Linked DNA regions of Homo sapiens: regions 2 and 3 are each linked to region 1. The links are chromatin loops, found by intact Hi-C in ENCODE. Cell type or tissue: endothelial cell of umbilical vein. All regions are shown on one strand.

Region 1 (8,000 bases):
GCTTGAGCTATAACACGGTTCATTTCTGGGCCAAATCTCTGAAGCTGAAGGGTTTATTTTTAAGGACAAGCAGTTTGCTGTTTTCAGCTTTTCTCATCAGAAATAGTGCAATTCAGCTTGATCTGCATTGGAAGCATAATTTATCATCTCACACAGATGGTTGCTAAGGGTGGGGAGGAGGTTTACTTTTCATTTTACTTCAGCAAATATTTCCTGAGCCCCTACGTGTGCCAGGCACAGAGCAAAGCACTGGGGATGCACACATGAGTAAGACAAGCTCCTGATCCTTGACACACTCCTAGTCCAGGTGAGAGACAAAGCTACAACCCCAGATTTGACATTAGACAGTCCTGCTTTGGAATCTTGGCTCTGCCATTTGCTATTGGAGTCACCTTGGGAAAATTACCTCACCTCTTTCTAGCTAAAGGTTTGTCAGCTTTGTTGATCTTCTCAACATACCAACCTTTGGTTCTGTTGATTTTCTCAACTGTTTTTCTATTCTCTATTGCATTAATGTTTGCTCTAATCTTTATTATTTCCTTCCTTCTGCTTGCTTTGGGTTTAGTTTGTTCTTTTTTCTTTCCCCCAGTGCTTTAAGGCGGAAGGTTAGGTTATTGATTTGGGATCTTTCTTCCTTTGTAATATAGTCATGCATAGCTATACATTTCCCTCTAAGCACTGCTTTACCTACTCCCATAAGATTTCCTATGTTGTGTTTCCCTTTTCATTTATCTCAAAGTATTTCCTAATTTCCCTTGTGATTTCTTCTTTGACTTATTGGTTGTTTAGTAGTATGCTGTTGGTTTTCACATATTTGTAAATTTCCCAAAGTCCTTTCTGTTATTGACTTCTACACATAGGGTCTATCCTGGAGAATGTTCCATGTACACTTGGGAAGGATGTGTATTCTGCTGCTCGTGGGTGGTATGTTCTACAGATGTCTTTTAGGTCTAGTGAGTCCACAGTGTTGGTCACGTCTTCTGTTTTCTTATTGATCTTCCGTTTGGTTGTTCTATCCATTATTGAAAGCAGTGTATTGAAGTCTCCAAGTATTATTGTTCAATTGTTACCTCACCTCTTTGAATCTGTTTCCTTCAAGTAAAATAAATATTCCTGACTTGCAGAGGAGATGGAGTGCAAAGCCCTGAGGCACAGCCTGCCTGCCACCTGTGGATGTTGCTGCTGTGTCTCAGAAAGAATTGACAGAGTGTAGGACAGCAGTGGTGAGGAGATTTCCTTCTAAAGTAACCAGTTGTCCTGGGTTAAGCTAGTACTGCTTCAGCCTGAAAAACACAAACCCTGTTTAAAGAGAAAGACAAGGCTTAGAACCTGTCTACTTCTGTGGCCTAATTTTCAGGATGTGCAGATCTCCTGCCCAAAAAATACAAATTAACTAGCTGACAAATCGTAACTTCTCACCCTAATTATGCTAGCTGGTGTCTAAAATTCCTTCACAAAAGTTTCTCGTGATAATTTACCTGTCCATCCATCTAAACTTCCCTCCAACTCAACAAACATTTACCAAATCACCTTTTCTCAGCCAGATCTGCCTCAGGTACTGAGGATACTGAAACCAGACCTGTCCTAAACACCCTACTCTATCCAGAAAGAGACACTGAGGGAAATTTTATTATGTATTTGTTATTTATTATTTAAGCAGTCAAATAAAATATCGGAACATAAACGCTCTAATAAAAGAAGGAACAAAAGGTTTTGAGGATACAGAAGGGGGAAGTGACCTGCCTCATAAGAGCAAGAAGGGGGTAAAGATGGCTTCCCCAAAAAATGTTAACTGAAAAGAAGCTGCCAACAGTGGCTTGAGTTCCACAACCCTCTCTGCCCCTACCGATCTCCTCAGGTGGGAGGGGGCCCCGGGGAGGAAAAGGAGGAAAACAAGAGGATGTTACACAAAGTGAGTCATCCAGCCTCAAATAACCAAGAGCTGCAAAGGCAGAAAGTTCTTGACTTGGAAGTTTGCCAACTCCAATGCTGCAAAAATAACCGTGATGAATTCACATGTTTCTGTGCAAGTGTCGGTCCACCATAACACTGAATACTCAGCCATAGCAAACTGGAGCTTTGGGCCCATATGCTCAAAATCAGGCTCAGGCTTTGGTCAAGGTTTTCTTGAAGAAGCCAAAACCTGTATTTTCCCATTGAAAACCATCCTGGTCTTCTATCCTGTCCTGGATAGGACCATGGAATAATGATTCCTGCTCAGGGTTAAAAGTCATTAGGTGTTTTTCTGTTTTGGGTCTCAGTATCCACAGAGGAACTTTCATTTCTTCCAGGTTAAGTTGATAGACCCTCCCATTTTATGAAAAGCTAATCATAATATTTGTTGTACACCCACTGTGCACACTGTAGGGAGAGAAAAAGGACATCCAGAAACCCTTCACCGAAGCAGAATTTAACCCACCTGGAAACAGAGAGTGGGAAAAAAAGTCATACAGCAGTTTTTAAAAATTAAGAGCTGCAGGCTGGACACAGTGGCTCACACCTGTAATCCCAACACTTTGAGAGGCCAAGGCAGGAGAATCGCTTGAGCTCCCAGGAGTTTGAGACCAGCCTAGACAACATAGAGAGACCCTGTCTCTACCAAAAATTTTAAAAGTTAGTCTGGGTGTGGTGGCGTGCACCTGTAGTCCTAGCTACTTGGGAGGCTGAGGTGGGAGGGTCACTTGAGCCCAGGAAGTCCAGGCTGCAATAAGCCACGATCGCACCACTGCACTCCGGTCTGAGCAACAGAGTGAGACGCCATCTCAAAAAAAAAAGAAAAAGAAAAAGAAAAACGAAAAAATTTAAAAGCTGCATCATAAAGTATAAGGACGAGACAAAGGGTGATGTACTAGAGGCCTTCCTGGAGAGAGAGCAACAGAGCAGAAATACAGGCTCTGGGGCCTGAAAAACTCAACCTAGGGCCAGGCGTGGTGGTCCACACCTGTAATCCCAATACTTTGGGAAGCTGAGGAGGATGGATCGCCTGAGGTCAGGAGTTCGAGACCAGCCTGGCCAACACAGTGAAACCCCATCTCCACTAAAAATACAAAAAAGTTAGCTGGGCATGGTGGCACATGACTGTAATCCCAGCTACTCGGGAGGCTGAGGCAGGAGAATAGCTTGAACCCGGGAAGCGGAGGTTGCAGTGAGCCAAGATCATGCCATTGCACTTTAGCCTGGGCAACAAGAGCAAAACTCTGTCTCAAAAACAAACAAACAAACAGACAACAAAAAAAACCTCAACCTGGGGTACTTAGACTTCACTATTCTGGGCCTTGGATTCCTTATCTGCAAAAAATGATAGCATTGGCTCTTACATGAGGCAAAATACAAAATAGCTGGCTCATGGCTGGTATTCAAAAGCATGATGTTCTCATGCCCCCACAAGAGAGGTGGCAGTGACTCAGGTCCCTAAGGATGGGTGGAATTTTGACAGGCAAGAGAAGGCAGGACTTTGAGCAGCCTTCTTTGAGGCAGGTCTTTAAGCAGCAGGACTGAGCAGGGAGTAGTGGACAAGTGCCTGGATTCTAATTCTGGCTCCACTGCTTCCTAGTCACATGATCTTCAGCAAATCACTAATTTCTTGGTGCATCAGTTTCCTTATCTATGAAAATGGGAACACCAGTAAAATTTGTCTTCTGGGGTTGGTGTGAGGATTGAGTTAGGATGGGTAAACACTTAGAACAGTACCTGATATAGTGAAGGGTCATAAATTTTATCCATTGTTATATATGGAGGGGAATAAGGAGTCCAGATTTGATATGATTTGAGGAGTATGGGAAATAGGACTAGGAAGGTTGGGACTAGATTTTAGAGGGCCCTAAGTGCCCAAATTAGTCTGGACTTAAACACAATCAAGGCCCATCACAGGCTCTTGAATGGGGGTTGACATGGATTAATAACAACTCTTAAATGGTAAAGGCCAAATGGGCTCCTGTCATAGGTATAAATTATACCAGAAGAGGCTGCTCTTGAACAGTGACTAAGCCTTCTCCTGCTCCCACCCAAGAAGCTATTCTTTGGAGAAAAGCAGAAGGCAGAAGGACAGATCAGGTCTGGCTGTTTTTCCACTTAGTATCTCTTAATCCAAAATCCCAAATCTCCCTGTTTGGCTAGCAGGGACATTGTGGAAGACTATCACTTGGGGTGTCCAATCATCACTTATGGTTTTCAAATAAGTAGCCATGAGCTACTATTTGAAGTCATGAGGTTCATTATTTGGTCTGTCTAAGCCCACACATCCTGCCCTCACCCCCACCCAAACCCAACCCCAAGCAGGCAAAGTCAGTTGAAGACCATTCCACAAATCTCCAACATGCTCTTGAAGGGCAACGCCGTAATGCCTAGGATCCACTGTGTAAGTGGCAGAAAGACTAGCAGGCAGCAGTGACTTGTTGACATGATACTTCACCTGATTTCATTCAATCTGGGCTTTCAGAGACAGGCAGAATCAAAGGAAATGACTGAGAAAAAGCATTCCGAGTTCTGGAGATGTTAATGAGCATAGCAATTAGCATAAAGGCAATTTTGACATGTGTGGAAGTTCTTTGTACATAGAAGTCCCCAGTGCTGAGCCCAGGAGCAAGCTGGTGTGGTGGATGTGCAAGTGCTTTGTGACAGGAGAACACACTGGAGCACAAACTGCACGGGGCCAACTCACAGAAAAATAAAACCCTCATGCTCATTTCTTGGCCTTCAGGATCCAGAAAAAAAGACCACAGCCTCTGTCAAATGTAATGGGAAATAATTCCTTTGAATCTGTGATTTGCTCAGATGAAAAAAAAAGGGAGTCGGGTAATCCTTAAGTGACCCCAAGTGGTAAAAATACACCAGCACAGTGTTCTTTGTGGGTATTCCTGTGACACTGGCGCCACCTGGTGCACTCAACTGGGAAATAATGAATCACAACCCCATGAAGGCTGGCGTTGAGGGGCCCCATGCATTTGCGTTATTTTGTAAGTAAGTATTCTCTTGGTGCTGGGTTAACAACAGTGGGAAAATGAATAATAATTTATGGGCAGAAGCACACGATAGAGTTTATTACAACCAATAGAATTAACATCAATATTTTAAGTGAACAGAATTTTATGATATGGGTATAAGCAAGCCAATGTCTCCAAATTGCTAGCCTTTAAGAGCCAAACAAAATACCTCAAGCTTTCAGCCTGTGTGTCTGTAAGTTAGCCAATTCTCTCCCCAATGCACCTAAGGATTCTTGAGAATGCTTACAAAGCCTGATTGCCACTAAGCCTGATTGTCACTCTTCTGAGCTTTAGACTACTACTCCAGAGAAGTTGCTTGTCCCCTCTTACCATTAGGGACCAATTTCCCACAGAACAGGATCCTAATCAGTTCCCACACCCTGTTCCTAGCATTACTTTGTCTAAACACAGAAGAGCTTTCTCTTTCATACGCAAGTCATACTGACAGACCTACTTGCCGACCTAGGTAGCAAACATCTGAAGGTATTAAGAGAATCACAATGTAGAAAAGGAAAATCAAAACTCATTATCAAACAACATTGCTCCAATATTCAACTGACCCTGTCCCTACCGGCCTCTCCTCTCTCTCGACTCCTGTTCTGATCAGGATTTTCTATCTCAGAGTGTCTTCCCCGAGACTCTAATCCACCACAAAAAACTGGAAACCCTTCACACCCAATTATTGCCCTGCAGAGAAACATCCTCTGGCTGCCTCTTCAAAGTCCTACTTTGGCAGCAGCAAATATTTATCCTTAAATTGGGATTCAATTCAAGGAAACACAAAACTAGCAACCAATCACAGTCTTTTCTGGTGAACAGAATGAGTTACCCAGCTGGAGAACAAGATGTGAGGTAAAGTATTGGGTTAAACCAGTGATTTTTAGAGTATAAACTGGTCCTATCTAAAGCAATGGCAATGTTTTAAATAAAAACAAAGTAGCAACGTCTAAAACAGAGAAAAGGCCAAATGGGTTTTGAAAAATTGAAGCATCCTTAAAAAGACTTGCCTCAATCCCCAAAGTGACTATTTTGAAGGGAATTAAACTCACTTGGCTACAGGTGAGTAGCCTCTGAGTAGACTACGGGTGGTGAATAATCTTATCAGTTTCTTGAAAAATTACATATGTTACAATTTCTATCAAAGTGTTTCTCTACAATAATCCCCACTACATAATATTTCAACAAGGGCTCCAGCTTGAGTCTGACTATATGTAACCTTAAGACACATTGGCTTGGATGGGTGCAAAGGACACAAGGATTTGCAATAGGACCAAGAAACATCTAGGGTCAGACTCAGTTTAAGGCAGCTGCTCCCAAGCCTGGCAGCACATTAACATCACTGAGGCCATCTAGGCCCCACTCCAGAGCAATTAAATCAGAATTTCTGGAGGTGAAGTGCAGACACCGGTATTTTCTTTTAAAGTATCCTAGGGGACCTTAATGTGCAGCTGGGGTTAAGAACCACTAAGCTAAGGAAACAGAACTCAAGGTGGACATCTTGGGTCCAAAGGCAGTGAACTAGGAGACATGATTCTAACACAGCAAGCATCTGTCTTTCAGACGTCATTTTAGATCTTAACCAAATCCTCAAGTAAAAGATTGCAGTGAGAATAAAAGCTCTAAGAGTTGTTTCTCTGTAACAGTGTGTCTTGAATTGTGGTTCAAGGTCCATCTGCATGAACACAATTATTTCAGGAATTTGTTAAAATGCAGATTCCTGGTTCCCACCTTATATCTAATGATCTCTGCATGTGATTTAGCTCTAGAAGTCAGTAACTATTGTTGGGATCAAATCCAGGCCTACCTGATGACTTGTCTTTCAAATTCCCCTCAATACTTTTGACCAGAAAGAGTGGAATCCATCAGAAAAAAGTAGACATTTAAATGAGTTTAAATGAAAGGTAATGATTTAAAGCAGTAGAATGGAAAACAACTGCAAAAATTCCCTCTCCACTCCTCCCTCCAAAGGAATCCTCTATCAATTACTTTGGAGTAGCAAAATAGTATCCCTCCCTTTCCTTCCTGTTCCACTACATTTTTTCCCTTCTGACACATATTCCTTTTTCCTCCCAAATAAGGTCACTTAGAAAAAATGCCTGGTAGGACTTTAGAAACTGTCAACATCTATAGAGAAATGATAAAATTACTGCAAGAGAACCTATCAGGGACCTCATTTTATATTTATCTATACTTTTTTGATATTTTACAAATCTCATTCAAATTGAAATAGTGTGTCGTTCCCTTTTAAGTCAGAACAAGGAGAGGAATGTGATTAAATAGCTTTACCCATTTGGAATTGGCCAGGAACCAACATTTTTTTTTTTAATCTGGGCAGTTCCCAGTCATTGCCACATGCACTTCTACCTTTAAAGACAAAAATTAGGAAATCAAAAAAAAAAAAAAAAAGCCTGCACCTTATTTAAAACAAGTCTAGGTCCCTGTTTATCTGATGATGGTGGGACCAGGAGTGGGAGCCCATGGGAGGCAAGAAGTTGCATGTAAGATGTGAGACTACCTCTACTCACCAGCACTAATTCACACACCATATGAAGAGACATCAGGAAAGCATACTTTGAGCGCAACAAACTATACTTCAGTTTGTAAAATAAATTGTACAGACTTCTTCCTATATTGTTAGTGTTAACGTCAACCAGCTCAACTCTTTCAGAAAGCAATCTGATGACTCTGAAAAATGTTCATAACATTCAGGCTCTTTAATTCAATAACTCAATTTCTAGGAATCTAGTTTAAAATAATTCAAAAGACAGAAGATGTTCACTGCAGCATTCTGTGTAACACAAAAAATGTAACTACTATAAATACAGTACACATGCCTCCTCATCTACTAGACATTTTGCTGAATGCTTAACATGATCCTGAATAATGTGAATTTTCACCATTTTCATAAAGAAATCAAAGCTTAACGGACCTTGCCTTCTGTCATATTTATAGTGTGAGTTAGAGCCAGATTCAAATCCAAGACTAATATTATAAAGTTCACATCCTTTCCAACTCCCC
Region 2 (8,000 bases), 870 kb before region 1:
GGGTCTCATCGCCTTCACTGGAGAACCTATGGCACTGGCCCAGGTCTGACAAAGGGCACCATATGGGTATACCTAACCAGATAGTGTGATGTAATGCCCACCGGAGACCACAGACTTAGCTTGGGGATCAGGGAGCAAAAACAGACCCATTGGCTCTAACACACTTTTACCAGAGTTTGGGCATTTGGGGTTGGGGGAAGAGGAGAGGGGCGATGGGGATATGGCAGGGAAAGGAGCTGTCCTTTAAGCAGTACTGGAAGTAAAAATGCCAGATCTCCCACAGGTTGCAAGTACGGCTCAAACTTGAAACAGAGAAATACCCCCACCAGAAAGAAGAATAATGGGACAAACAGATCTTAGAGCGAGGCAGAGCTGGATTGGAATCCCGGTTCTTTCACCCTATGGTGGTTGTGTGACCTTGTGCAAGGCTCTTAGCCTGGCCTCTGGCAGTTTCCCTCTCTATGGTGACAGAGTATCTGGGAAAGCAAGGTTCATTCTTTGTTTATTTGTTTTAGTGAGAGGAATGGCAGGTTTTCTCTATCTAGATGGCCCAGGGATCTTCTCTGCTAGGTTGACCAACTGGCTTCCCTTGGTTAGGTAAAATGATAGGAAAGTTGTCATCGATTGCTCTCTAAGAAGGAAGTTTGGGATTTTTTTTCTGGCCTATCAAAGCTGGCCCTTCCTGACACTTTGGTGAGAAGAGTTGATTAATTAAAAAAAGAACAAATAGTGGACACATTTTCACAAGGGCCAAGCAACCTTCTGGAAAGAAAAGTTCCTAACTCCAGTAATAGTAAACCTCAGAAGAGGAGTGAGGAGCCTTTTCCACAAAGGATTCTGATAAGACAGCCTTCTTAAAGGAAAGGCTCCTCACTCCTATTCTAAGGTTTACTGTTACTGGATCCTCTTTGAGGATATGAGACAGCCCTTACTATCAGGAGGGCAGAGGATCTTGGTGGTCCAGGCAGAAGGCCAGGTGCATTGTGAGGGAAAGGTGGGATCTTGTAGCACTTGTGGCTGAGGATGGATGGATGGCGCCCCAGCAGACTCAGCCTTGGTGGCCCAGGAGACAGCGTTTAGCTCAATGACTGAATGTATCAGTAGAAACTGCAAAAGCTGTAAGCTTGGGAGCACTGTGATCTTGCAGGGCCAGGCCAATAAGAGCACCACACAGTGGACTCGTCAGTCTCTCCAGAGCCAGTTTTCCATAGAAGTCCACTATAGTGCTGACCAGACTCCAGCTCTCTCTTTCATCTGGCATTTGGAAGCAGAACTAATAATCCCTTTGTCCTGAGCAAGACCTAAAGGTTTTTGAGAGGTTGTTGGACAACTGGAGGTGGGACAGGGGTTGATTTTGAGAAAGAAAAAACTTCCCGCTAAGTGGGCGAATGGACTTTGGATGATTAACTGGAAAAATTAGACACCTTTTCATATATTCCCAAGCAGGTGAAATAGTCCCTACCAGTCTGATGCATAATAGGATTCATTCAATCTGCCTATACAGGTGTGTTGAGACAATTTGTCAGTGTATCATCTGGGTCTGGCAGAATACCTGGCACATAGTATGTCATCAGCCAATGTTTGTGGCCTTAAGCTCCTGAAGTGACATAGATGGAAGGAAGGCTTGATGCCCCATGGAAACACTGCTGTCACTTCAAAAGCATTTCTAGGAAACTCTCTCTTTGTTGAGATAGGAGTATGTTGGGGTAGGAGTAGGGTTTGCAACACAGACAGTGGACAGAACTATCTGAGATCTCAAGAGGCTTATAGTGCCTGAGGAACACGTCTAATCCCTAGGAAGTTGTTCTAGGATGAGCAAATGGATGCGGACTCTATTAATTACTGTTGGGTTGTAAGAGATGAACTTCCTTTATTTACCTGAAGTGATGGGGATTATTCAGAGCTGATGAGAGTCACAGAAAGGTGTACCCATGACTGGCCCAGCATTTCCCAAGGAAGCCTGAGTTACACGGCTCATCAAAATCATCTGGCTTTGCAAGGCAGGGATGCAAAAATATTCCCACAGGTCTTGGCAGCCACAGGTTGACTATCAGGATATCTTTGAGAGGAAGGCACACAAGGAGGCCAGGGATGCCAGGAGCAGCCGGGCAGCCTTCAGAAGACGATGGACGCAGGGTAGCTTTGGGGAGCAGGTTATCTGTCATGCCATGTGGCAGCAGGGCTTCTTCAACAGTCTGTTTCTGTTGCTCCTTTTGCTAAAACCCAACCACTCTACCCTCTCCCCATATATCCCTTCTTTGCCCTGTACTTCTGCCTACTCATTCATGTGTTAGGCCCCTGTGATTTAGAGATAGCCTTTGAGTTTCTCAAGGTCTTCTCTTTTCCAGACCAAACCCTCCCACTTTCTTCTTCAGGGCTGCACCCTCCACTGGGGCTCAGTAAACCTTGTGCTTCAGACCATCCGGGATCTCCTGAGGGAGCCCCCCAGCCCAGGAGAGGGAGCCCTGAGCACATTTCACCCAGGACTGCAACTCTGAGAAAGTGCCCAAGTCTCTTTGTGCCTCAATTTTCTCAGCTGTAAAATGGAGATAATAACATGGGCTGCAAGCCTCAAAGCCGGGGTCTAAGGGAAATTTGCCTCTGCCTGGGGGTTCTGGAGCTCTGCGCTTGTAAGGGTGATAATTGGACAGGTTTATGGAGCTAGCTCTGTCTTCAGAGGCCCTTCCCTCTTGATTCTCACTGTGGCTCCCATCCTCTGAAACCTTTTCATGGTTGAGACCTGCCTCCCTGAGAGCCGGGAAGAAGGAAGGCCTTGGGATGATCCCTAAGGTAAAGTGAGTGACACAGCTGAGTTTCAAAGCGGTCACATGACTTGATCATACAGAAAGTAGCTAGCAGAGGACAAGGAGCAGGACAAGCTGTCCCACTGCATGTGGCATATCAGGAGAAACTGCCCTCTTCCACGCCGCACAGCCAAGGGGTTCCACGCACAGATTAGGAGCTCAAATGCACCTGGTTTTGATTCTTGGTTCTGTCCCCAGAACTATATCCCCTGGGACAAGTTACTTAACCCCTCAGAGCCTCAGTTTCCCTCCTTGCCTATTAGCGGCTGTGGAGACGATCAATCCCCTTCATTAAGGGATTACGACTGTACCAGTGAGGACACCTGATAGGAGTGGACCCGCTTGTCGCCTCCACGGTAACCCGGGAAACCGAGGCCGGAGTTTGGGAAAATTTGCCCAGGGCCAGGCGGCGACCCACGGATGCCAGCGGAGCGCCCTTCCTGCTGTCGTAGCGCCCCTAGATGGTGCTGGTGCACCGGGCAGCGCCGCCACGGGCCCCGCCCACCCATGCCCGCTCCCAGGCGGCCGCAGAAGCCGCAGACGCCGCAGCGGCGGGGCAGGGACAAAGGAAGGAGCGGCGGGGGCGAGGCTACCCTGCGGCCCGGTGGGACCCCTGCAATGCAGAGCCTAGCTGCTCAGCCGAGGGAGCGCCGAGCCGGGCGGGAGCGGGCGGGCCTGGGGCGCGGGGAGTGCGGGCCGCCCGCCACCACCAATGCAGGGAGCAGGTGGGCTGAGCGCGCCCGACTTGCAGGGCTCTGGGAGCCGGACTGTGAGCCCTCCTTCGTGCCAGGCCTCGCGGTGGGGGGATCCTGGAAAGTCCCTTCGTGTCACTTGCTAACCCAGGTTCCTCTGGCTTTCACCCTTTGCATGATTACTGACCCAGAGATTCTGTGCTGCAAGGGACAAGCCCAGCGCCTGGGGGAAGAAGCAGCTGTGGCGATCTGAGGGGTCCCTCCAGCGCCCAGAGCGTCAGTCTCCCCACCTGCAAAGTGGGCATGATGATGCCCGCCCCGCCTTGTTGACTTCCTCACTCAGCAAATCGTTCCCGCCCTCCTGCTCATGCCCAGCAGCGGCGCCAGGCTCTGGGACATCCCTGAGGAATGAGAGCAGCCTTTCCTCTGAAGGGGGCCCAGTGGACCGGCCAGACAGACAGGAGCTTCAGAGGCCCGTGCCCAGATAGAGCGGCTGGTGAGAGGAGAAACTCCAGGGAGGATAAAGAAAGCTTGGGGAAATGCCCTGAGAACCACACGGCTGCTGTGAGCATTGTTATTCCGCCAAGTGAGGGCGAGTGATTTTAAAGCCCTTTTCACCCTTGTTCTGAGACTGAGTCTACAGGGTGGGTATTCCCAGCTCTCACTCCACATTGCTCCTCTCAGGTGAAACAGGATTGGATGCCGGTTAACAGAAAGCTCTGAGCCAAACTAGATGCGAACCTTAGCTCTACCCCACTTGCTAACTGAGAGACACTGGGCAGGTTAATTCACTTCCCCAAGGCTGAATTCCCCCATCTGTAAAAATGGAGATTAAAAAAAGGTATATTGCTAGATTTCAGGGAGATTTGTAGTAATATGTATTGCTACATTATGTTTAGTTGCTAAGTAATGCAGCAGAGAGACTTGGGAATCAGGAAATATGGATCCTGTTTCCACCCCATGTGACTACCTGGTAGAAGGGTCTGGGAGAAGCCTTTTCTCCTTAGCTATTGGGTTACCCCTCCATGCAAGCTAGACGCATGAAGGGCATGAGGCCATCTGGAGGCCAGTGTCCCCTCCAGCCCACTCCCACAGCCTATGTGCTTACAGACAGGCTGGAAGACCACTTTGTTCCATCCCATAGGGGGAAATAGTGTAATGGTGAAGGACATGTACTCTGGGGCCGGAGAGCCTGCATACATTCCAGCTGCATCACGTTCTAGGTGTGACCTTGGGCAAGTTACCAGTGCCTCAGTTTGCTCATCTGTAGGATGATAACAGTAATAGTATAAAATTTGGCTCGAGTGGGCGAGGTGGTAGTTACAAGAAAATTCAAGCATGATTATCTCAACATAAAAGAAGTTTATGTCTTATTCATAAAATAGGCCAGGGTAGTTTCAGATGAGCAGAGGATTCTGTTCCCGTAATTCAGGGGACTCAGGCTGGCAGTTGTTGTCAGCTGTAACACTTGATTTCTAAAGAGGCCCTGAGGGAGAGGAGTATGGAGGGGAGCTCGTGGGAGCTTTAAGGCCTGTGACTTCAGGGAGGCACCTGTACTTTCCACTCCCATTCCATTGGCCAGCACCAAGTCTCATGACACCCTCCCTCAACCCAGGGGTAGGCTGGGATATGGAGCCTTGGCTGTGAGCCCAGGAAGAAGACATCGATGGACTACAAAAACCAGGCAGCAGCCTTTGTCACAGTGACCTATGTCAGAGGGTTATTTTGAGGATAACATTACTAGTTTAATATTTGTAAAGTACTTAGAACAGTGCCTGCCACATGTTGACACTACATAAATATTTGCTATTATTATTTTTACTGCTATTCTTGTCCCTTAAGAATTCACTGAATATATAAACTGGGAAGCCACCTAGAATTCCAGCCAGTGCTGCAGAACATTGTTTGGGCAGCCTCAGAACACCGCACACCCGCCTTGTCAATCTCAGCAAATTCAGGCCATGTGAGCTTCTTGCTAATGCATTTTGTTTCTGTACTGACAGGGAGGCCTGCTGGAAAATGTATCTTTCTGGAGGCTCTTTGTGTCATTCTGATGCTTGAGGAGAGCCTCTAGCTGTGCTGACTCTGGTCTTCACCTTTAAATGCACATACTGATCCCGGGCAATGGTTGCACACGCGCCTCCTCCGCTCTTCGGGTACCAGTTCTCAGGTGCTACCTCTCGCACAGTGCTACAGTAGCAAAAAGACAGGATCACAGAGGTTACTAAAAGAAGGACAGCTAACAGTTGGATCTGACAAACGCTGGTTATTAAAAGTTACTTAAGGTCCAGTGCGATGGCTCATGCCTATAATCCCAGCACTTTGGGAGGCCGAGGTGGGCGGATCACTTGAGATCAGGCGTTCGAGACCAGCCTGGCCAACATGGTAAAACCCCCATCTCTACGAAACATACAAAAAATTAACTGGGCATGGTGGTGGGCACCAGAAATCCCAGGTACTCAGGTGGCTGAGGCAAGAGAATCACTTGAACCCAGGAGGTGGAGGTTGCAGTGAGCTGAGGTCACTGCACTTCAGCCTAGAAGACAGAGCAAGACTCTGACTCAAAAAAACAAAACAAAACAAAAGTCACTTGACACCTTTGCCCCTCAGTTTACTTATCTGTAAAATAAAGTCAGGAAACAATAATGGCTGCAGAGGACTTTTTAAAGGTGAAAATTAATGTATATGAAGCCCCAAGCACTGTGTTAGGCATAGAGCACTCTCTTAATACTTAGTGGCAACTTTTGCGCCATCAGTCTTAAACTTTGACTCATTGTCACCTTTGCATTTCTGGAGTGATTAATGTGCACCACTTAGAAGTAAAATAGGTTGGTGTAAGTGGGCTGCCAGGATCCTAGCCTTTCAAAATGTCCACCCGCTTGTCCTAGCCTAGGGCCTCATGCCTCAGACACCCAAACTTTCAAGTGAGAAAGTCAGAGCTTGACATAGAGGGCACTTCTGTCAGCCTGCCTGTTCCTTTCTGAGCTCTACCCCATGGCTTAAGCACAATACTGCCAACTTGTGCCATGCTTCTGCCTTGCTAGGAGCCCTCAATGCCAAAGGCAGTAGTCAGTAATTTTTGTTTGGAGATAAGGAATGAAAGCTGTGTTAGGAAGTGATTTAAAAAAAAAACAGCATTGGTGAAAAGAATGAGTACTTTAAAATAACCTTATAACATTATGGAATCTTGACACGCAGTCTTTAAATCACTTAACTATAGCATCTACCCTGCGCCCAAAGCTGTCTGAGCCCAATGTCACCAACAGTGACATTATGTACATGCCTCCATGTACATAATTTATTGCTTTGGATTTCACTATTATTGCATTATAAGTCACATTTCCTATTAGGCAAATTATGACCCCAAGAGCCGGTGGTATGCTAAATATATGCCACCAGCTCTCCAGGAAAAATGTATATGCATATATTTTTATAACTTGCATATAGATAGATAGATAAATTGAATATGAATTTACTAAAGTAAAGTATGTATACAATAATTTAAAAATAATAAACTAATTTTCTTCATTCTAAATTCCATATAACCAATTTATTCTAATAGAAGTCAATTGCTTTCATTGATTTTTGCCAAACTCTTATATTTGTTGCCAATCTGTGATGGCTATTGATAATGCATGTAGTTTAGACATGAATATTAGTTGGTATTCTCATTTTAGTTAAGACGAAAGTGAAATAATGAAGATGTATGTTTGAATCTCATGTGTTCCTCAATGACATGAGCAAATCTTTTGCTGACCCAGAGAATTATTTTGGAATAGTGAAACAATATTTTCTCAAAAATGTTTTATGTTATTCACAATGTAACCAATAAAAACATAACACACTTTTAAGTTTAATTTGCCTTTATTAACATTTTATCCATCACTCTTTTACATATAAGTAACTAACAAATCAATAAATTGAGCCCTGATTTGTAAGCTTTGCTTATTTTCATGGTGTAAATACTTCCAACAATGACCATTTAAAGCTACCAAGGTAATTTCACTGAACATGAGATTACTTATATCACTGTATCTGGATGGTGAAAATACTATATCATGGTGTGCATTTATCTTTTCAATTTCATCTGCAGTTTAGATAATAGCAAACTGTGGTGCTTTTGAATTAGAAAGTGGTGATTTTGAATATTTATTACTGTTCATCTCACTATTATTGCATTATAAGTTATATAATTCAATTTTTCGTAATGGCCGTGTTTAACAACCAGCTCAGAAAATTTCTAAAAGTTTAAAAATCAACTTGGGAACTGGCTGTTAGCACACCACTGCCAAGAGTCTAATGTTATTTTCACTGGAAATTGCGTCAAAAAAGTACTATTTCTTGATATTGTTCAATAAAGTATAAGGAAAGAGAGAGACCAAGAAAGCAGGTAGGAGGAAAGGGAGTTGATGGAGATGTTCAGTTTCAACTGAGCAGACCTCATCTGTGCCAACAGAAACCACCAGTGTAGGCACTGAACTCTTTGAAAATCCTGCCTCAACAG
Region 3 (8,000 bases), 850 kb before region 1:
TGTGTGTTCATAAGTTCTTATCATTTAGCTCCCACTTATGGGTGAGAACATGTGGTATTTGGTTTTCTGTCCCTGTATTAGTTTCCTAAGGATAATGGCCCCCAGCTCCATGCATGTTCCCACAAAAGACATGAACTTGTTTTTTATGCCTGCATAGTATTCCATGGTGTACATGTACCACATTTTCTTTATTCAATCTGTCATTGATGGGCATTTGGGTTGACTCCATGTCTTTGTTACTGTGAATGGTGCTGCAATGAACACTCATGCCCATGTGTCTTTATGATAGAATAATTTATATTTCTCTGGGTATATACCCAGTAATGGGATTGCAGGGTTGAATCATATTTCTAATCTTTGAGGAACTGCCATACTGCTTTCTACATGGTTAAACTAATTTACACTCCCACCAACAGTGTGTAAGTGTTCCCTTTACTCTGCAACCTCACCAGAATCTGTTATTTTTTGATTTTTTAAAAATAGTCATTCTGACTGGTGTGAGATGGTATCTCACTGTGGTTTTGATTTGCATTTCTCTAATGATCAGTGATATCGAGGTTTTTATCATATGCTTGTTGGCCACATGTATGTCTTCTTTTGAGAAGTGTCTGTTCATGTCCTTTGCCCACTCTGATGGGGTTGTTTTTCTCTTGTAAATTTGTTTAAGTTTGTTATGGATGCTGGATATTAGACCTTTGTCAGGTGCATAGTTTGCAAATATTTTCTCCCATTCTGTAGGTTGTCTATTTGCTCTGTTAATGGTTTCTTTCATTGTGCAGAAGCTGTTAAGTTTAATTAGACCCCACTGCCAATTTTTGCCTTTGTTGTGATTGCTTTTGGTGTCTTTGTCATGAAATCTTTGCCCATTCCTATGTCCAGGATGATATTGTCAACAGGAAGTTGTTTTCCAGGATTTTCATAGTTTTTATAACCTGTATTTTAAAATGTTCCTTCCTCATAATAAAATGATTAGAGGCTGCTATGGACTGAATTATGTCCCCTCAAAATTCTTATGTTAAAAGCCTAGGCCCCAAAGTCACTATGTCTGGAGATAGGGTCTTTAGGAGGTAATTAAGGTTAACTAGGTCCTGAGGACGGGGCTCTGGAGTTACAGGAAGGTATCTTTCTCTTCCTCTTTCTCTCTCCCTCTCTGCTTCTCCCCCACCCCTCTCATGTGAGTACACATTGAGAAGGCAGCCCTCTGTAAGCCAGGAAAGGAAGAGGTCTTCACCAGGAACCAAATTGCCCGGCACCTTGGACTTTCCTCCACACTTTGAGAAATAAATTTATGTTGTTTAAGGCACCCAGCCTGTAGTATTTTGCTATGGCAGCCTAAGCAGACTAAGACAGAGAACTATGAAAAAATATCAAAGATTTTATATAATCTCTTCAAAAGTTTACAATATTTAAAAAAATGATTGGGTGTTTCTGGTTCATAATGGATACCTGAACATGCATATTGACCTTCAATTTCTTCCCAATCTCTGTTGGAATACAGAAAAATAAACACCAGGGCATAAAATAATAATGTCAAAAAACAAAGTAGGCACACCAAAATACTGGGAAATTTAACTAACTTTTGAAAGTTGAAAAACAGATTAATTCAAGTAAGTGGCTAATCCATATTGAAGAAAGTAGATAACAAAAACAGAGAGGAGAAGGATGTGTGGGAGGCAGGGGCTGCTTTAATTAACAGATCCCTAAACAGGTTCAAAATTTGAAGTTGGTGGGTAAGAAAAGCCAAGAATGAAGGAGTCTTATCTACATTATTTAATCAAAAGGCTCTTTGTGGACCATCTGAACTACTCAACCTATACAGAGAAACCTGTGTGACTTGCCTCTGGGCAGAGAGCACTCCCTACCACATGCTATAGAAATGGAACAGGTGCCGTGAGTAGCCTTGAGGGCCAAGTGTTAGAGATGTCCTCAGAGTAAAACTCTTATTTGACAGGCTGGTGGGAGGTGGAAAGGTGCAGGCAGGGCAGTCTTCTCCCGAAGTTCAATCTGATACTTGCCAGTCAACATGCACACACATACACTCACACATAGTTCACAATCAGTTGCCCCCTTCAGGAGAAAGGCTTGCTGGGCAAACAAACCTGCAGAACATTGAAGGAAACCCATGGCAGCCATCTGTATTAATCAAGGAATTCTTCATTCATAAATATGAATGGGCACCTAAGATTTGCTCCACACCTGGACGGTGGTGGTAAGCAAGATAAGAAATGAAAATTACTCATCTCTTGAAGAGGAAATAAAGTTAATTCAGAGAGCAAACGAGAATGTAAAAGTATAATTATTGTTAGATAAATTTTAAATAACATTAAAATTTTTGCCAAAATGAGAATCACTAAAAAAGAACACTTGGAGAATAAGAAAAAATGTATTTGAAATTTATTTTAAAATCATGATTGGCCAAAAAATATAAAAAATATGAAAGATAAAAATCAGGAATTTCTCACAAAAAGTAGAACAAGCATCAAAAATAGGTAAATGAAAGAGAAAAATTAAAAGATAAGACCAATTCAGGGTATCCACAATACGGCTAATAGATGTTTCAGAAAAGAAGAACAGAAAATAAAAAAGAGAAATTTATCAAATAAATAATAGAACAAATATTTTCGGCGTCAAAGACCAGCAATTTCTGTCGCCCAGGCTGGAGTGCAGTGGCGTGATCTCCCCTCACTGCAAGCTCCGCCTTCTGGGTTCACGCCATTCTCCTGCCTCAGCCTCCCGAGTAGTTGGGACTACAGGCGCCCGCCACCACGCCCGGCTATTTTTTTTTTTTTGTATTTTTAGTAGAGACGGGGTTTCACCATGTTCGCCAGGATGGTCTCAATCTCCTGACCTCGCGAACCTTCCGCCTCGGCCTCCCAAAGTGCCGGGATTACAGGCATGAGACACTGCGCCTGTCCTAAGACTAGCTATCTTTAGGTTGCAAGGACCACTGAAGCTCAAGCAGAATGAATGGAACATGATCCACATTCTCATGTACACATCCTAGTGAAAGTTCAGCATGTTAAGAACAAAAAGGACGAGCTTAGATGCTGAGAAAGAGAGAGAGAGAGAGAGAATTAAACAAAAAGAAAAAATTAAGCCAAAAAGTGATCAGTTTCACAACCGACTTCTCATCAACAACATGAGAAACGAGAGAAATCCTAAAACATTGTGGAATAAAGACATTTTCATTTACATAAGAACTCAGAAAGTTACTTTTTATCCACTCTTTCTGGTGATAAAATACTTGAGGGTATTGCAGCAAGATCATAAACACATACACACTGAAAAGAAAGACATGAGATTCAAGAAAGAAGTCCAGGATTAATTTTTATTTAATCTCAATCAGACAACAATGTAGTAGTTGGGAAAGCAATCAGTCCAAATAGGACCACTAGATAATTAATATGATTAATTTAAAATATAGATATTATTATAGATATTGTAAATAAGGGATATGTTTCTTTGATAATCAGGAAAAAGGCAACTAGAAACACTAAGATCAATATAAAACTATATTGTAAATTTAAGAGTCAAACATAAAGCAAACTAAAATGTGTGATGCTTCAAAGTATTAAAGCAAAGAAAAAAATCACTCTGAATATATTGCTTGGATCATTCTCTTTTAACATTAAAGTATTAGTGACAAATAATTCTATTTTCTTTCCATCTTGGTCCAGATAGCATACTTGGTCTAGCACTTACTAATATTGATATGTTCAAATATTTTAAAAATTGTTTATTAGTTTCCATGTACAGATCAACCTATAGACAAAAAAAAAATCATTATAGTAGGTGATAAAATGTAATTACATTGTGAACCTGGACAAGGTAAAAGTAATTGTAGAGCTGCCATATTTGACTGTGGAAAGTGTTACATGAACAAAAGACGGTGGGTGATAATTTTCTCATTCTATCACATGAGAGAAGAAATTACCACAATTTGATAGAATAAAAAATAAAAGTTGAAGTATATTATTTAAAGTAACTAAGTGAATAAATAAATGAATAAAACCACAATAATAATATTTAGAATTATGGAGCTAACGATGAGAATAACAGAAATCAGAAAAGGTTAAAAATGATTACCACTGGGGAAGGGCATTAGGAAGTGAATGACCTTTTTTTTTGTTAACTCTTTGCATCTTTTTGAAATTTTTATCATGTGCATGAGTTAGTTTTGAAATGATAATAATAATATTAAAATATGAAATGGCCCCGCTCAAGGAAGGAGGGACATGACATTTATTGAGCCTCTGATATGCTGGAAATACACACATCATCTTGGCTTACTCATCATGAAATGCATACAACGTGATTATTATCTTAGCCTGCTTTTTCTCGTTGATACAATTTAGATGATACACTGTTCAATAATTGATAGTGCTAAAGCCAGGGTTTGATGGCAGCCTCGCCATGTGCCCTTTCCACAGCTGTGCAAGCCTTCCTCAGTGCGGACCTCCACACCAACCAATGTGCTGAAGCTAAAGAGACTCAAGTTCTAAACCTTTCTATATGATATATGCCTTTGAGCACTTTGTGCGTCACCTCAATTTTCTTTTCTTTTTTGTGTGTGAAATGAATGAATGTGAACAGACAAATGTCTAGGACTTTGTATTTCTTAAATGTAATCTGTTATATATACACACACATGGAAAATTACATGCTTTAGAATTAGACTTACTAGTTTTGGAACTTTGGGCGGGCCACTTCACTTCTCTGAGCCTGTTTCTTCATCTACAAAGGAAAGTCAGTAATTTCACTCTAATTTCTTCATTATTATTTTCATTTTGCTTTTTTTGTGTGGCCAGTTGGGGGCATTGTCTCCCTTGGCATCGGTCAGCCAATAATTTGTAGTTGTGCAATGCCTGGCATCTGGAAGGAGGACGTAAGAGGCTGTTTGTTACCAAGCTTCTAATTCAAGAGCAGAGCATCCCCTCCTAGGTGAAAGGATTGTAATACAAACTGTTCATTTAACTTCTTAGTCAAACAGAAAGAAAGACTGTCCTTCCGAGAAAATAATGATTTCATAGTTGCATGAGGTCAAAATAAAAATAATGCAATAACTGGTCTCAAATTGACAAAGGAACCAAATTGGTGATCTTCTCTCATAGATAGAAAATCATAGACTGGGCATGGTGGCTCACACCTGTAATCCCAGCACTTTGGGAGGCCGAGGTGGGTGGATCACTTGAGGTCAGGAGTTCGAAACCAGCCTGGCCAACATGCAAAACTCCATACTAAAAATACAAAAATTAGCTGGGCGTGGTGGCGTGCATCTATAATTCCTGCTACTCAAGAAGCTAAGGCACAAGAATTGCTTGAACCCAAGAGGCAAAGTTTGCAGTGAACTGAGATTGCACTACTGCACTCCAGCCTGGGTGACAGAGTGAGACTCTGTCTCAAAAAAAAGAAGAAAGAAAGAAAAGGAAAGGAAAGGAAAAGAAGAGAAGAGAAAAGAAAAAAGAAAAGAAAAGAAAAGAAAAAAAGAAAAGAAAAAGAATCTTCAGAGATGTAATTTCAATTGTGCTAAAGGTCCCAGGACTTAAGGAGGTCTGGGCTGCCTGCTCTAGGTATGGCAACATACAGAAGTCCCTGAGAATGCAGCCTCCCTGACAATTGTATTTCCTCCTAAAATTGTCATTTGGATTTGTGTACAAATGTCTCAAGGCCTTCTTCTTTTCTCTCTTCTCTTAGGCTCAGATCTGACCCAAAAAAAGAGGGGGATTTAATTAGATTTTGTAGGTTAAAGCTCTCTACACCAAAAACTTAGATAAGAATAGCAAAAGAACAATTGGTCCCTCACTGCATTTCTCAATGAAAGTGTAGAAGAAGACATGTTGGAGGTGTTTTATAACAGCATCAAATAAGCTAATTTCACCCGGTCTCAAATTTATAGATTGCTGTCCAGACTTCCAAAGCTGTGGCTAATGAAGCCGAATGATCAAAAGGATGCTTAAATGATTAATGTGACTTTTCTCTTACACTAACATAAGTCCTCTACCTGAGATATTTGGAGTTGATGTTGTACATAACATTTGGAATAATGAACAAGCTTTGGATGTATATGGAAGTTTCTTAGTCAAACTCAGAGGCAATATATAGAAATACTTACTGAATTACATGCCTACAAGATGACAGAATTTGAAGGGACTTTGAGATCATCTGATCACATTGGCTCATTTTAAAGATGGTTAAACTAAGGTTAAAGTAAGTGACATAGTTTTCCCAGGTCCACAAATTTTGTTTGTGTTGTAAAAGGGCCCAATTAATTCACTTATTCATCTATTTATTAAAGTAAGAGATATTTATTGAGCACCTACTTAGTCCTAGTCATAATGTCAGGCCATTGCAAAGCAGATAGGGATATGAGATAGTCTTCCACCTTCCAAGAGCTTCTGGTCTGAAGGGGAGGCAGGCCTGTTTCATTTCCAGCACAACCTAATGACGTCTAATAGAGAGACGACAGCCAAGTGTTCTAGAGCACAGCAGAGAACTCTAATTCTTCTGAGGGGCTGGGAAAGTCCTCATAAAGAACATCCTATTTGAGTGTGATCATGCCAGATAAGATGGAGGGGAGAAAAGAAACATTTCAGGTGGAAGAAACAATATCATCGGTATTTTTATAGTTCAAAGCAATCATAAAGTGTCAGTCACCCAGGTGGGATCCTGGGTAGCATTCCTATCCAGGTAGGAGAAGGGGCCTAGATTCGAAAACTTCTAGATTAAAAGCACATCGTGTCTCAAAAAAAAGAAAAAAGAAAAGAAAGGAAATGTGGAGATGAAAAACTTGGGTGTGAGCCAGTGCATATTTACAGTGACTTCAGCACATGACAAGGAAATCAGAGCAGATCTTGAAGGTAACGAGAAGAGGCCATTTCAGGAGATCTAACATTTGTAGGAAATTTTTCTCCAGATATGAGCTCTGTCTGTTGCTCTCTGAATCTCTTCAATGGACCCCAAACATTCACAGCTGCAATCCCTTAAAAATGGGACTAAAGAGTAAATACCCTGGAGGGTAGGAGCCCAGGGACATATAACTTTTTATAAGAAGGTACATCCGTTAATATACAGAGCATGTCAGTACCCGCACCCAATATTTGAAAGGAGCATTTTGAAATTCTTCCTTTTTAAAAATCTCAATGGAAAACATCAAGAAAAAGGGCTCTGCATTAATGTACAAAGATCACCATCTTCTGCTTTCCTAGAATTTGAAAGAAGAGATCTTTATTGCTGTGGGGTTATAACCACAACACTAAGCATAGTTGGGAAATAGTATTGTGTAGTGTGACCTAGGAGTGGGTCATTGTTGGGAAATCATATTGTGTAGTGAGCCTAGTGGCTCTGGAACCAGGCGGCTTTGGTTTAAAACCTGCCTTGGCCATTTATTAGTTTTCTGAACATAGTCAAGCTGCCCAACCTTTCAGTGCTTCAGGTATAATAATTATATTTACCTTATAGATGTTTTGCAAGTCCTTACATATGCGCTCAGTAATATAAAGCCTGGCACATAATATTCACTCAATATTTTTTCTAACATTATTATCATTATTTTATTATTAATTTATTATTCTCTCCGAAGTGCTGCAATGACGTTTTTCTCCTCCAGTCTCAGTTATGGTTAAATTGATTGACCAGCCAGTGACCACAAGATTTTGATCTTTCATCAAGCATTCCAATATTATACACCTTGTGGAAGAATCAGACATAGTTTTTGCCTCAAGGAATTTATAATCAGATTCAGAATATTTAACGATCATCTTTCATCCTTAAGAAAGTAATATAAATATGAAAAACATGAATCTCAATGCTCTTGTTCTAGCTGAAATCTCCCATTCTCCTTCCTCTTTGCTTATCCAAATTCTAGTCATTCCTCAGTACCCAGTGCAGTAGCTGGGTGTATCAGTCAGGGTCCAATCAGTAGAGGAAAATCACACAGCAATTTAAACAGGGAATATCTAAAATAAGAACTTATCAACTACAGTGAGGGACTGTCTAGTTAG

What was found. Peaks named below come from ENCODE experiments on the same cell type or tissue, not always from the same donor. Only the 100,000 strongest peaks of a DNase experiment are listed, where the experiment ranks them.
Region 2: it touches region 1 in a loop (27-fold over the local background); 72 of 110 quality-filtered maps call a loop at or near these places.
Region 3: it touches region 1 in a loop (26-fold over the local background); 28 of 110 quality-filtered maps call a loop at or near these places.

The regions. Positions count from the first base shown.
Region 1 is chr2:15,634,334-15,642,333 of GRCh38, reverse strand. No RefSeq gene overlaps it. Among named protein-coding and RNA genes, the nearest start is that of DDX1, 46 kb to the right of the region's middle. RefSeq lists a silencer at 6,323-6,523. In endothelial cell of umbilical vein, a CTCF peak has its summit at 4,856 (motif pointing left); DNase peaks (open chromatin) are centred at 1,953, 4,843 and 7,053; H3K27ac peaks cover 2,716 bases.
Region 2 is chr2:16,503,698-16,511,697 of GRCh38, reverse strand. No RefSeq gene overlaps it. Among named protein-coding and RNA genes, the nearest start is that of CYRIA, 160 kb to the left of the region's middle. RefSeq lists a silencer at 3,163-3,457. In endothelial cell of umbilical vein, a CTCF peak has its summit at 3,262 (motif pointing right); no DNase peak of the experiment used is centred here; H3K4me3 peaks cover 491 bases; H3K27me3 peaks cover 1,915 bases.
Region 3 is chr2:16,484,734-16,492,733 of GRCh38, reverse strand. No RefSeq gene overlaps it. Among named protein-coding and RNA genes, the nearest start is that of CYRIA, 180 kb to the left of the region's middle. In endothelial cell of umbilical vein, a CTCF peak has its summit at 4,818 (motif pointing right); a DNase peak (open chromatin) is centred at 4,843.